2 separate regions of the Homo sapiens genome follow, and region 2 is linked to region 1. The links are chromatin loops, found by intact Hi-C in ENCODE. Cell type or tissue: endothelial cell of umbilical vein. All regions are shown on one strand. Links, peaks and the distances in the headings refer to the core of each region. The heading gives the core; the rest is flanking DNA. Region 1 has its middle 81 kb from the start of ERCC6L2. Region 2 holds the start of LOC124902221 (a long non-coding RNA gene).

Region 1 (5,388 bases), core at 318-5,317:
GAGTCCATTAGAAAGCTCTTACAAGAAAATGTCTTGCTTGTAAAAGAGATGAGGAAGTCTCTCTTTTTCCTTTCAATGTGGTTATGTCTTGTTGTAACACCTTGAACTACTGTTGTCACCATTGTAAGAGCCAATGGGTTGATGTTAAAACCACACTGAAGACGGCAGATCAGAGAGATGAAATAAATCTGGATTTTTAATGACATCAATGAACCACTGGAAAAACCAGCCCTGAAACCCACCCACCTGGCCCTGGACTCCTTGTTATGTAGTAGTCTGTATTGCTTAAGCCAGGGCTTCTTTCTCCTGGAGCTGAAGCACACAAACAGATATAATGGGTAATTTTAACTTCTTCTTTTGGCTCATATGAGTTTTCTAAGTCTTTTTATATGAGAATGTATTTCTTTTGTAATATTAAATAAAACACTAAAATCGGACCGGGCGCGGTGGCTCATGCCTGTAATCTCATCACTTTGAGAGACTGAGGCAGGCAGATCACAAGGTCAGGAGTTCAAGATCAGCCTGGCCAATATGGTGAAACCCCGTCTCTACTAAAAATACAAAAATTAGCCAGGTGTGGTGGCGGGTGCCTGTAGTCCCTGCTACTTGAGAGGCTGAGGCAAGAGAATTGCTTGAACCCGGGAGGTGGAGGTTGCAGTGAGCCGAGATTATGCCACTGCACTCCAGCCTGGGCGACAGAGTGAGGCTCCGTTTCAAAACAACAACAACAACAACAAAAACCCAATAAAATTATTTCTTTAATACAAGGGGAAAATAAGCAAAATATGATAACCTTTTGTCTTCCCACCAGTGAGGTGCCCCTTTCCATTGAAGTGAAAAAGTTAGCTGAATTATTTTCGTTTCGTTGCTACCAAAAATGAAAAAAAAATCTTTTAGTTTATAAGACCCACATATGAACACTTAGTGAGTTTGACCCTCCCAGTGCTTAAGTTACCACAAAGGAACAAGGTGGGGCTATGGGGCTATTTATGACAATCTTGCTCCATGATACTTTCATAAGATCTCTAGGTCCACATGAAGCCGTGAGATGCAGAAGCCACCTTGTTAGGGACACTTCAGATTCGGAGATGACACACAGAGGATGTGCCAGGCGCAGTGTTACTCTCGCAATTATTTACAAAGTTAAATTTCTTAGAAGACTGTCTATACTCATCAGTTCCAATTCATACCCTCCCATTGATTTTTGAACTCACTGTGATCTGGAGTCTTTCGAAGGCCATGGATGATCTTCTTATGACCAAGTTCAATGGTACTCTTCAATGACTGTCTCACTTATGTCTGCGGCATTCTTGTTTCTTTACTGTCTTTTGAAATTTTTTCTCCCTTGACTTCTGATACTCCTGATTTCCCCCTTCCTTTCTGTACACTCCTAAATCTTCAGGCTTCTCTCACTCTCCTCACCTCTTACAGGTTGAAATAGCCAAGAATTTTTCCTTCTCTATTGTCTTTTCAGTGACCCAAATCCTCTTTTTCATGTGATTGGGTCTCACACTGCCACCCAGGCCAGAGTGCAGTTGCACAATCATAGTTCACTGCAGCCTCCTTCTCCTGGGCTCAAGTGATCCTCCTGCCTCAGCCTCCCAAAGTGCTGGGTTTACAGGCATGAGCCACTGTGGCCCCAAATCCTTTTGATTAGTACTATTCAGTAGAAATTTCTGCAGTGATGGAAATGTTCTGTATCTGTGCTGTCCAGCAGGGTAGCCAGTAGCCACACTTATGTATGCAGGATTTGAAATGTGGATAGTGCAACTGATTGTCTAACTAAGTACATATTTTCCTCTACTTTTAGAATATTTTGGAAAAAAATATTGGGGCCTCAGTTTTGTTGAAATAATTGCTTCAGTTCTCTGCTGGATGAGTCTGCAAAGATCTAGGTGGTAAGATATAAGGCCAATTGAGTAGTCTAGTTAATCCTGTACTTTCCACACTGTAATAAATTTACACTCTTTTCTCTTAAAGCTTACATGTAGTGAGATGTCCTGTATCCAAGTCCTGCCAATGTGTTACTCATCTTGAACTGGCTGAGGTGAGGATAGGAAAATACCTCTCCTGTTGGCACTTTTTAACTCTATCCCTAGCCTTTATTTGAGCTAAATTTCCTATCCCCAGGCAGGTTTATATGCAGAATTTCACTGCTGGTTTACCTTATTGCTTGTTAAATATCTGGCCATCCTTTGATTATTCAACCTAAAATCCAGCCATTGCTTCTTCTATACTTTGTTCATTCATCTTTGGTGAGTACCTCCAGCTCAGGAAGAATAGGAATATTTTGCAGTGTGGAGATGGGAAGGACCAACCACCGAGAATTTTAATGATCAACTCTGGACGATAGTGTAAAAAACACCAGAAGAAAGTGATGTAGTCAGCATTACTAAATTTCAGTGATTATAACTTTTGAAGCTCACTAGCAAAAAAGAAAAAAAAAAGTGTTATGCAAATGTACCTCTCTCTTTTCTTTATTTCCTTTTCCCAGCAAAAACATTGTAAATTGCTAAAAGTCTTCTGGTGACTTGTCATATTTGGCACGAGTTTAATTGGTTTTGGCAATTGTGTTTTAGTGACTCATGAGAGAATACTTTTAGTTTTTTTACTAACAGATGTAGCAGTGCCTGTGCTAAAAGCAATGACAATAATGTCATAAGGTTATAAAATGGCAGGAATTTGCTGCTGGTGGTCCAATAAAAACAAACTAGTATGAAGAGGGAGCTGTGGGAAGATAAGATGTAAAATATACAGTGCTATAAATGTTTAGTCACAAAAGATCTGATCTTTTGTCGTTTATTTAAACAACACATGTTGAAATTGGGAATCTGCACATGATATCCTAGGAACCACTACATTTTGAATTCAATGTGTTTGTAATCATATTTCATTTGCATCATTGCTCTCATTTCTTGTTCAGGGAAGTGACTCTAACACCACTAGAAAATTGAGATGATATCCTACTCATACTTTGTTTCTTTAAGAAATGTCTTTTTGAAAACTGTGTTATATTTCTGGGTCTTTAAAACGGTTATCATTTCCCCTTGCATCATCTGATTGGATGGCCATTACAACTAGAGAAGTCACTTTCTTTTGAAACATGAAATACTTATGCAGCCAATGTTTGAATGCCCATTTGTCCGCCATGAACTCTGCCAGGTATTGGAGAAACAGCTCTGGACAAGTCCCTGGCCTCCAGGAGCTTACCGTCCAGAGGGAGAAAAGGCAAGAAGATACTTGTGCTGCTTATTAAAGGCTATGTTAGAAGAACTATACACTATGTCAACATCATAGAGATGAGGTCCGTTCATGTGGGATATTCCCAGTCTCCTCTCTAGTCCAGACCAAAGCGGCATTCTACTTTGCCTCCACCTCAGTCCTGTGGGGTGATTCTGTCTTTGCCATCCTTGATGGTGGATTTTCATGTTTTCGAATAAAGAGAATGGGGAGAGAAAGATTGAAAAGGTGTGAGGAGGTCAGTCGCAGTGGCTCGCGCCTGTAATCCCAGCACTTTGGGAGGCTGAGGTGGGCGGATCACCAGGTTAGGAGATCTAGACCATCCTGGCTAATGCAATGAAATTCTGTCTCTACTAAGAACACAAAAATTAGCCGGGTGTGGCGGCGCTTGCCTATAATCCCAGCTACTCAGGAGGCTGAGGCAGGGGAATTGCTTGAACCCGGGAGGCAGAGGTTGCAGTGAGCTGAAATTGCGCCACTACACTCCAGCCTGGGCAACAAGAGTAAGACTCTGTCTCAAAAAAAAAAAAAAAAAAATAGAAAAGAAAGAAAAGGTGTGAGGAAAGGAAAGGGGAACAATTATTTTTTCCTAGATTAGTTCCTGGGCTTCAGCATTATGAAAAAAAAAAAATCCTCATGGTGGGGAAAATAGAAAAACACTTAAAAAGAAGTTGAGGCTGGGTAGAGTGGCTCACACTTGTAATCCCAAAACTTGGGGAGGCCGAGGCAAGAGGACCCCTTGAGGCCATGAGTCTGAGACCAGTCTGGGCAACATAGTGTGACCCTGTGTCTACAAAAAATACAAAGAAAGAAATCAGGCAGCTGTAACTGCTAGGCTGGAGTCCTACCTACTTGGGAGATTGAAGTGGAAGGATTGCTTGAGCTCAGGAGTTTGGGATTGCAGTGAGCTGTGATCATGCCACTGCGCTCCAGCCTGGACAACAGAGAGAAACCTTGCCTTACAAAAAGATAAAAGAAAAAAAGAAGTTGTCGAGGGGCTAAGCCATGATACATAAAAACTGATGAGCAGATTACAGAGGTCAATATACCTCCAATCAAAAGGCACACCCCTGACCAGTTCCCCCTGACCTGGGTCTAGGCCAAGGCTCTCAATCCCAGAGACAGAAGGGGATTTGCTTCTCTTCATCCAGTCTCTTGCTAGTCTGTGGCCCATTTACGCAGTCACAGCAAACAATGGCACATTTCCAGCAGTTTGGAGCATCGGTGGTGTGCTCCAGCGCCAGGTGTAGGCACTGGCATAATGCTCCCTGGTGTGCTGTGAGAGGCCCTGCCCAGCTCCTGTTCAACATCTCCTCCCGCATAAGGCAAGAGTGGAGCATATGTGTACAGAGGACCAGACACACGTGCATATGCACACACACACACACACACACACATCTCCCAGGAAGCACAAACCTTAATTCGAATTTAGGAGAAAAATACCCTCTAAATCTGCAAGAGTATAGTACTACTCAAAATTACACCACAATTAATAAACTAAACAACAAACTCTGTAAATGAAAGACTTGAATTACGATTAGCTATAATTAAGATTAGATTTCCCTAAGATTAATGAGCGGCCGCTTGTTTTATACATGTTTTCAAGGCACCCATTCTGGTCATTTTACCAAAGCAAAATTTGCTCAAAAGATGTCTCTACTTCTAGAAACAGAAAACTGCTAGAAAATGATGTTTTTTAACATATAGATTTTTTTAAAATAAGGGAAATCATATCTAAGAAGATAAAACCAACTCACAATTTCACATACAGATGATCTTGCTGACTTTTAAAAAGTACACATATATGTGATAAAAGTTCAAACAGTGCAGGAGGGGTTTCTCAAAAGAGAAATCTCACTCTTTCATTGCTTTTGAAGGTAACCACTACTAAATCTTTTTCTTAACTATTTTATTTTGTTATGTGGTAAAATATATATAACATAAATTTGCCTTTTTGAGCATTTCAACTGTACAATTAAGCGGCATTAACTACATTCATGCTGTGGTGCCACCATCACCCCTATCCTTTTTCAAAGTTTCTCATTATCCAAAACAAACTCTGTGGCAATTAAGCAATAACTCCCCCATTTCTCTTTTGCTCTAGTTCATGGTAACTTTTACTTTTTTTTTTTTTTTTTTTTGAGACGG
Region 2 (5,388 bases), core at 248-5,247, 58 kb after region 1:
TCCAGCCTGGGCGACAGAGCAAGACTCCGTCTCAAGAAAAAAAAAAAAAAAATAGCCACCAACCTAGAGCTCTCTACTCTGCAAAACTATTCTTCAAAAGTGAAGAAGAAATACAGACTTTCTCAGACAAACAAAAATTGAGTGAATTTATTGCCAACAGACTCACCTAGCAAAAAATATTACAGGAAGTTCTTCAGAGAGAGGGACTATGCTACAGGTCAGAAACTGGGATCTGTAGAAAGAAAAGTATTGGAGAAGGAATAAGTGAAGGAAAATTTTAAACATTTAGAAAACTTAAACAATTATTCTTAATTGATCTAACAGAAAACAGTTTCTTCAAAATAATAGTGGCAACAATGCATTTGATTATGCATGCTTACATATATGTATACGAATACATATATGTGTATGTGCTTATGGATAAGTGAAATGAATGACAACAATGATACAAGGGACAGGAGGGAGGAATAAGTTTTTTTTGTTGTAAAGTACTTGTACTACCTATGAAGGGATATAGCGTTATTTGAAAGGTGACTTAGATTAGTTGTAAATGTATTTTGCAAACTCTAAGGCAACTACTAAAAAAAGCAACAAAAAAAGTATCTTAGAAAGGAGAGAAAACGGAATAATCTAAAATTATCAATTATGACCTCCAAAGGCAGAAAAGGAATGGAATTTAAAAATAAAAACAAAAAACAAAGGCAATTGATAGAAAACAGTAATAAATATTGTAGATATTAATCCAACTATATCAATAATTACTTTAAATGTCAATGGTTAAATGCACCAACTAGAAGACAGATTGTCAGAGTACATCAAAAAACAAGACCCAGCTATATGTTCTCTACAAGAAACCCACATTAAATATAAAGACACATATATTAAAAGTAAATGGATGGAGAAAGATATACTGTGCCAACACTAATAGAAAGCAGGAATAATGATATTAACTTCAGAAAGAGAAGAGTTCAGAGCACAGGAGTTGTTAGGGATTTTGGAAGGGCATTTCATAATGAAAGGGGTCAATTTGGGTGATAACAATGTGTCAATAAAGGTTTATCGATCGTAACAAATGTAGTACTCCGTAGGGGGATGTTGATAGTGGCGGAGGCTGTATGTTTGTGGAGCCAGGGAGTTGATAGAAACTCTGTACTTTCTGATTAATTTTGCTGTGAACCTATAACTGCTCTATAAAGTCTATTTTTTTTTTTTTTTGAGACTGAGTCTCGCTCTGTTGCCCAGGCTAGAGTGCAGTGGTGCAATCACGGCTCACTGCAACCTCTGCCTTCCAGGTTCACGCCATTCTCCTGCCTCAGCCTCCCGAGTAGCTGGGACTACAGGCACCCACCACCACGCCCAGCTAATTTTTTTGTATTTTTAGTAGAGATGGGGTTTCACCGTGTTAGCCAGGATGGTGTCGATCTCCTGACCTCGTGATCCGCCCGCCTCAGCCTCCCAAAGTGTTGGGATTACAGGCATGAGCCACCACGCCCGACCTATAAAGTCTGTTTTTTTAAAGTGCACATGCCCATGAAATGACATATTTTGTAAGAACCAAAGCAACAGAATGGAAATGGAAGAATTTGCATATAATGGAATACTCCATAGCAATGAAAAAGAACAAACCACAGCTGCATGTAACAACATGAGTGTATCTCACACACATAAGACACAAGAGAGTACATCTTGTGTTGTTTCATTCACATAAAGTTTAAGAACAGGTGAAATGAATCCCTGGTGATAGAAATCAGGATCATGATTACCTTTAGGCGGAAGGAGGTTAGAGCTAGGAGGAAGCATGATAGAATCTTCTGGGATGCTTAAAATGTTCAATATTTTGCTCCAGATGGTGGTTACACAGGTGGATTCATATCCAAAAATTCACCAAGCTGTATACACTTAAGTTTTGTGCACTTTGCTGCACGGCATAGTCTTTCCCTCAGCTTGTCTTTCAGCCTGGTCCTCGTCTCTAATTTTAAAACGAAATCAACAGCCACATCACAAAATAGAATTCACTTTAAAAATATGCTTTATTTTTTAAACTGAAATCCCAATTGTCCATAAGCATACAAATGGAGGGTTTCAAATTGTTTACTGGCCAGAGTATCAAGCCATTTAGCAGGCCCTTGAGAGAAGAGGTATGTTCTGGCAGAGAATCAGAGAATCATGAGCCTGAATGTACACAAAGGAGGCATGACCAGCAATGAAAAGACAGGAAGGGACGGAGATTGGAGAGAATGGTTTGGTCCAGGGAAGGTTGTTAGAAATTTCTTTCACTTCACAAGCTTGCAAAAGACCTGGGTCTCAACTTCCAGCAAATCGAGATGGAGAATTTTTTAAAACCATAATTAGGTACTTTAAAGAAATCTTCAAGTTTTGCTTTAGCTATTGGCATAATTTCCTCTATTCTCTGGGTTGCTGCAGTAGTGAGGATCTGCAAACAAAAAGGCACTCTTCATGGAAACAAGGAGAAAATAAACGGTTCTTTATATCGGCACTATTTTTTTTCCTCTCTGACTTATTCATTCATGGGTTTCTCCAACTGTCTGAGTCTCTGGGAAATGGTGTGTTTGCCCATTAATCAAGGAATACCTATTTCTCCCCTTCCTGCGCTACTAATCAAGAGAAGCAACATTTTCAACTTCTGAGAAGTCCATTTTAGACGTTCCTTGTATGACTCAGTTGACATGTTCACTGGTGACAGCAATCTTGCTATGACTAAGCAGCTTCTACTTTTGACATCTTCTAGTAGAAGAAATGAGTCGCTGTGTAGACATTTCCCTCCAGGTGGTCTTCACCTAGAGTATAACAAGTAGCCAAGTCTATAATGGGAAACTTTCTTTCAAAGAGATCTGAATGTTGATGTATTATTGCAGAGTGTTTGCTGCCTCCAAGTTCTATCTCTCACAATGTTAGAAGATGATGACTTTCTGTGGCAATAAGGATTTTTACCAGGTCTTTATTTGGTGCCCAAGAATAATACTTTTCTTGTGTTTCAGATTTTCAAAAAAATAAGAACATTCCTTCGAAGAAGCTGTTATCCAGCATCAGATCTCTGAATGCCGCTGACTGAAAAGCGGGCTTTTGCATGCAAGGTGGAAATCTATATTCAGTTGCAGGTAAATAGAAAACTAAACTCCTTCCTGTTAGACTGCCGTGCATGCCAGGTCTTCTAGTCCTAACTGCCCTGAGGCACTCTGCACATCACCCATGGTGGGTTTTGAGGCCCACTGGGATCATCTAGGACCTTGAGAAGGGGTTGGCTGTTACAGGAGCTCTAGTCTATAACACTGACAGACATTTCTTCTGCTCCATGTTTCATTTTCTTGTTTAACAGGTAGACCAATTTGCTACTAAGTTGGTTTCTCCAGCCTCGGCTGTGAAAAAGCAGCATCCTTTGGGAAGCATTTTGCACTTACTGCAATATTCCAGCGATGCCAAGTCACAATCTCAGTGAGCTCCACACTTACTCAGGTAAATTCAACTAATTCATGTGCTATGTTAGCTAAATGGAAAAATATTGATTCAACCATTCTGCTTACAAAGATTGTTAGATTTTATACTAAGTCAGAATTTCATCTGCCTCCTTTCTGACATTTGTGTAAAGGTTGGATGCCTATAACACTGAAAATAATTTATAATATACTGACCTCTATGAGCTTACAGTGGTATAGTGCTGTAAGCTATTAACATCCTTATTTACCCTGAGAGGATGCAGGATAGTTAGAAACACAGATAATTGGTATTGTAAGGCCAATTGCCTATGTCTTAAGAATAATTATCATTATTTGCCTGGCATTTTATTTAGGAATAGGCTAATGGCATTCTTTATAAACAGTGCTATCTTATTCTTAAGTTTAGCTCTGTTTCTTAAATAAAGATAATTCCTTAAGATCCTTTTTTCAAAATTCTAAAAGGACCTGTCTTTTACTACAAAAACTTTAATAATTTTTATTTTTTCCAATGTTTTATTATGAACATTTTCTAACATATAGAAAATTCAGAAGAAAAATACAATGAACACTCATATCACTTAGACACCTACCATTTAGATTCAACAATTGTTAACATTTTGCCAGATAAGTGGGTGTGTGCACTTGTGTGTGTATGTTGTTTGCTGAACCTATATCAAAATAAGCAACAGACTTCATGATATTCTTCCCTAAATATTTCAGGGTCATCTCCTAAAAATAGGGCATTCCACTACATGATCACAATACTACTAACACATCCAAGAAAATTAGCAATTATTATAATATTATCTTATACCCAGATCATGTACAAATTTTCTCATTTGTTCCTCAGATATATATTTAAGCATGTGTTGAATGGCTGGGTTTTGTTTTAAATCCAGGTTTGTATATTGCATTTTGTTTCTGTATTTCTTTTAATCTCTTTTAGTGCAACAGTGTTCTCAGTAGCACCCTCATGCCCCAACACATCTTCTTTTCTTTGGCATTGAATTTTTAAAGCATCCAGGACCATTGTTTTGTATCATGTCTCAAATATGTTTATTTCTTCATAGTGTCCTATAGCTGGTTCATCTCCTGTGTATTTGTCATGAACTGTAAGTTGAAGTCCTTTAGCTGCATCTTAAATATTTGATCCTAGTTATAGCCACTTATGTTGGCTTTTCTATCGTTGCATGTAAATAAGACTTGACCTTATTCAATAAACTAAAGTCTTTCTGATTTTATAAAATATAAGTGCCTCTAAGTGAGACCTCTCTCCTGTACTTTATGACTTCTTAGTAAATGCATAGCACATATTTACCATCTGAATCACACCATTCAGATTCAATCTCTCTGGATTCTTGTAAGTCATCCAAAATTTTTCATTTAGAATGTGGTGTACTACACTCAAAATTACTCTTTTCCTGCCAATATGCTGTCTTTTTTTCCTTAGGATTATCTCTTTGGAGATTTTTAATTAAATATATTCTTTTCTACTGATAGGCAGTTAAAGTCTGAAACTTTAAACATCTGGTTATCTACTTCTAGGGTAATAATGTATTTTAGAAAAACCTAGAAATTAATGCAATTTATAAAAATAACTAAATTATTTAGTGTACCAAGTGTGAGAGAAATCTGTATGCTAATTCTAGAATGTGCAGTAACATGAAGTAGAATAGTCTCTAGACAAGTGTGAAATTTTTAATTAATCCAAGCTATATCTGAAAAAGTGATGTTTGAGGGTTTCAGAGTGATTGTAAATTAAACTAATTACAAATTGATTACCATTGATAAGTTGGTCCTTTAAATTCTTAAGATAAAATGAAAGCTGAATTTTTATTTGTGACTGATTTGACTATTTCTGTACAATATTTGCTTTAGGAAACATTTTAGTGTTTTCAAAATTCACCTTTTAGCTGGATCCAGTGATACGTCT

The links. A loop is a pair of places that touch in the nucleus more often than their neighbours do. Peaks named below come from ENCODE experiments on the same cell type or tissue, not always from the same donor. Only the 100,000 strongest peaks of a DNase experiment are listed, where the experiment ranks them.
Region 2: it touches region 1 in a loop (4-fold over the local background); 4 of 110 quality-filtered maps call a loop at or near these places.

Annotation. Positions count from the first base shown.
Region 1 is chr9:95,791,741-95,797,128 of GRCh38, forward strand. No RefSeq gene overlaps it. Among named protein-coding and RNA genes, the nearest start is that of ERCC6L2, 81 kb to the right of the region's middle. In endothelial cell of umbilical vein, for the core only: no CTCF peak of the experiment used is centred there; a DNase peak (open chromatin) is centred at 2,621; H3K27ac peaks cover 1,805 bases.
Region 2 is chr9:95,850,061-95,855,448 of GRCh38, forward strand. ERCC6L2-AS1 (ERCC6L2 antisense RNA 1) reads right to left here. Exons shown (of 3, transcript NR_023390.1): 2 at 167-232. LOC124902221 (a long non-coding RNA gene) reads left to right here and starts at 2,237. Exons shown (of 3, transcript XR_007061680.1): 1 at 2,237-2,352; 2 at 3,000-3,119; 3 at 3,338-3,726. RefSeq lists an enhancer at 2,567-2,861. In endothelial cell of umbilical vein, for the core only: no CTCF peak of the experiment used is centred there; DNase peaks (open chromatin) are centred at 2,701 and 4,701; H3K27ac peaks cover 1,856 bases.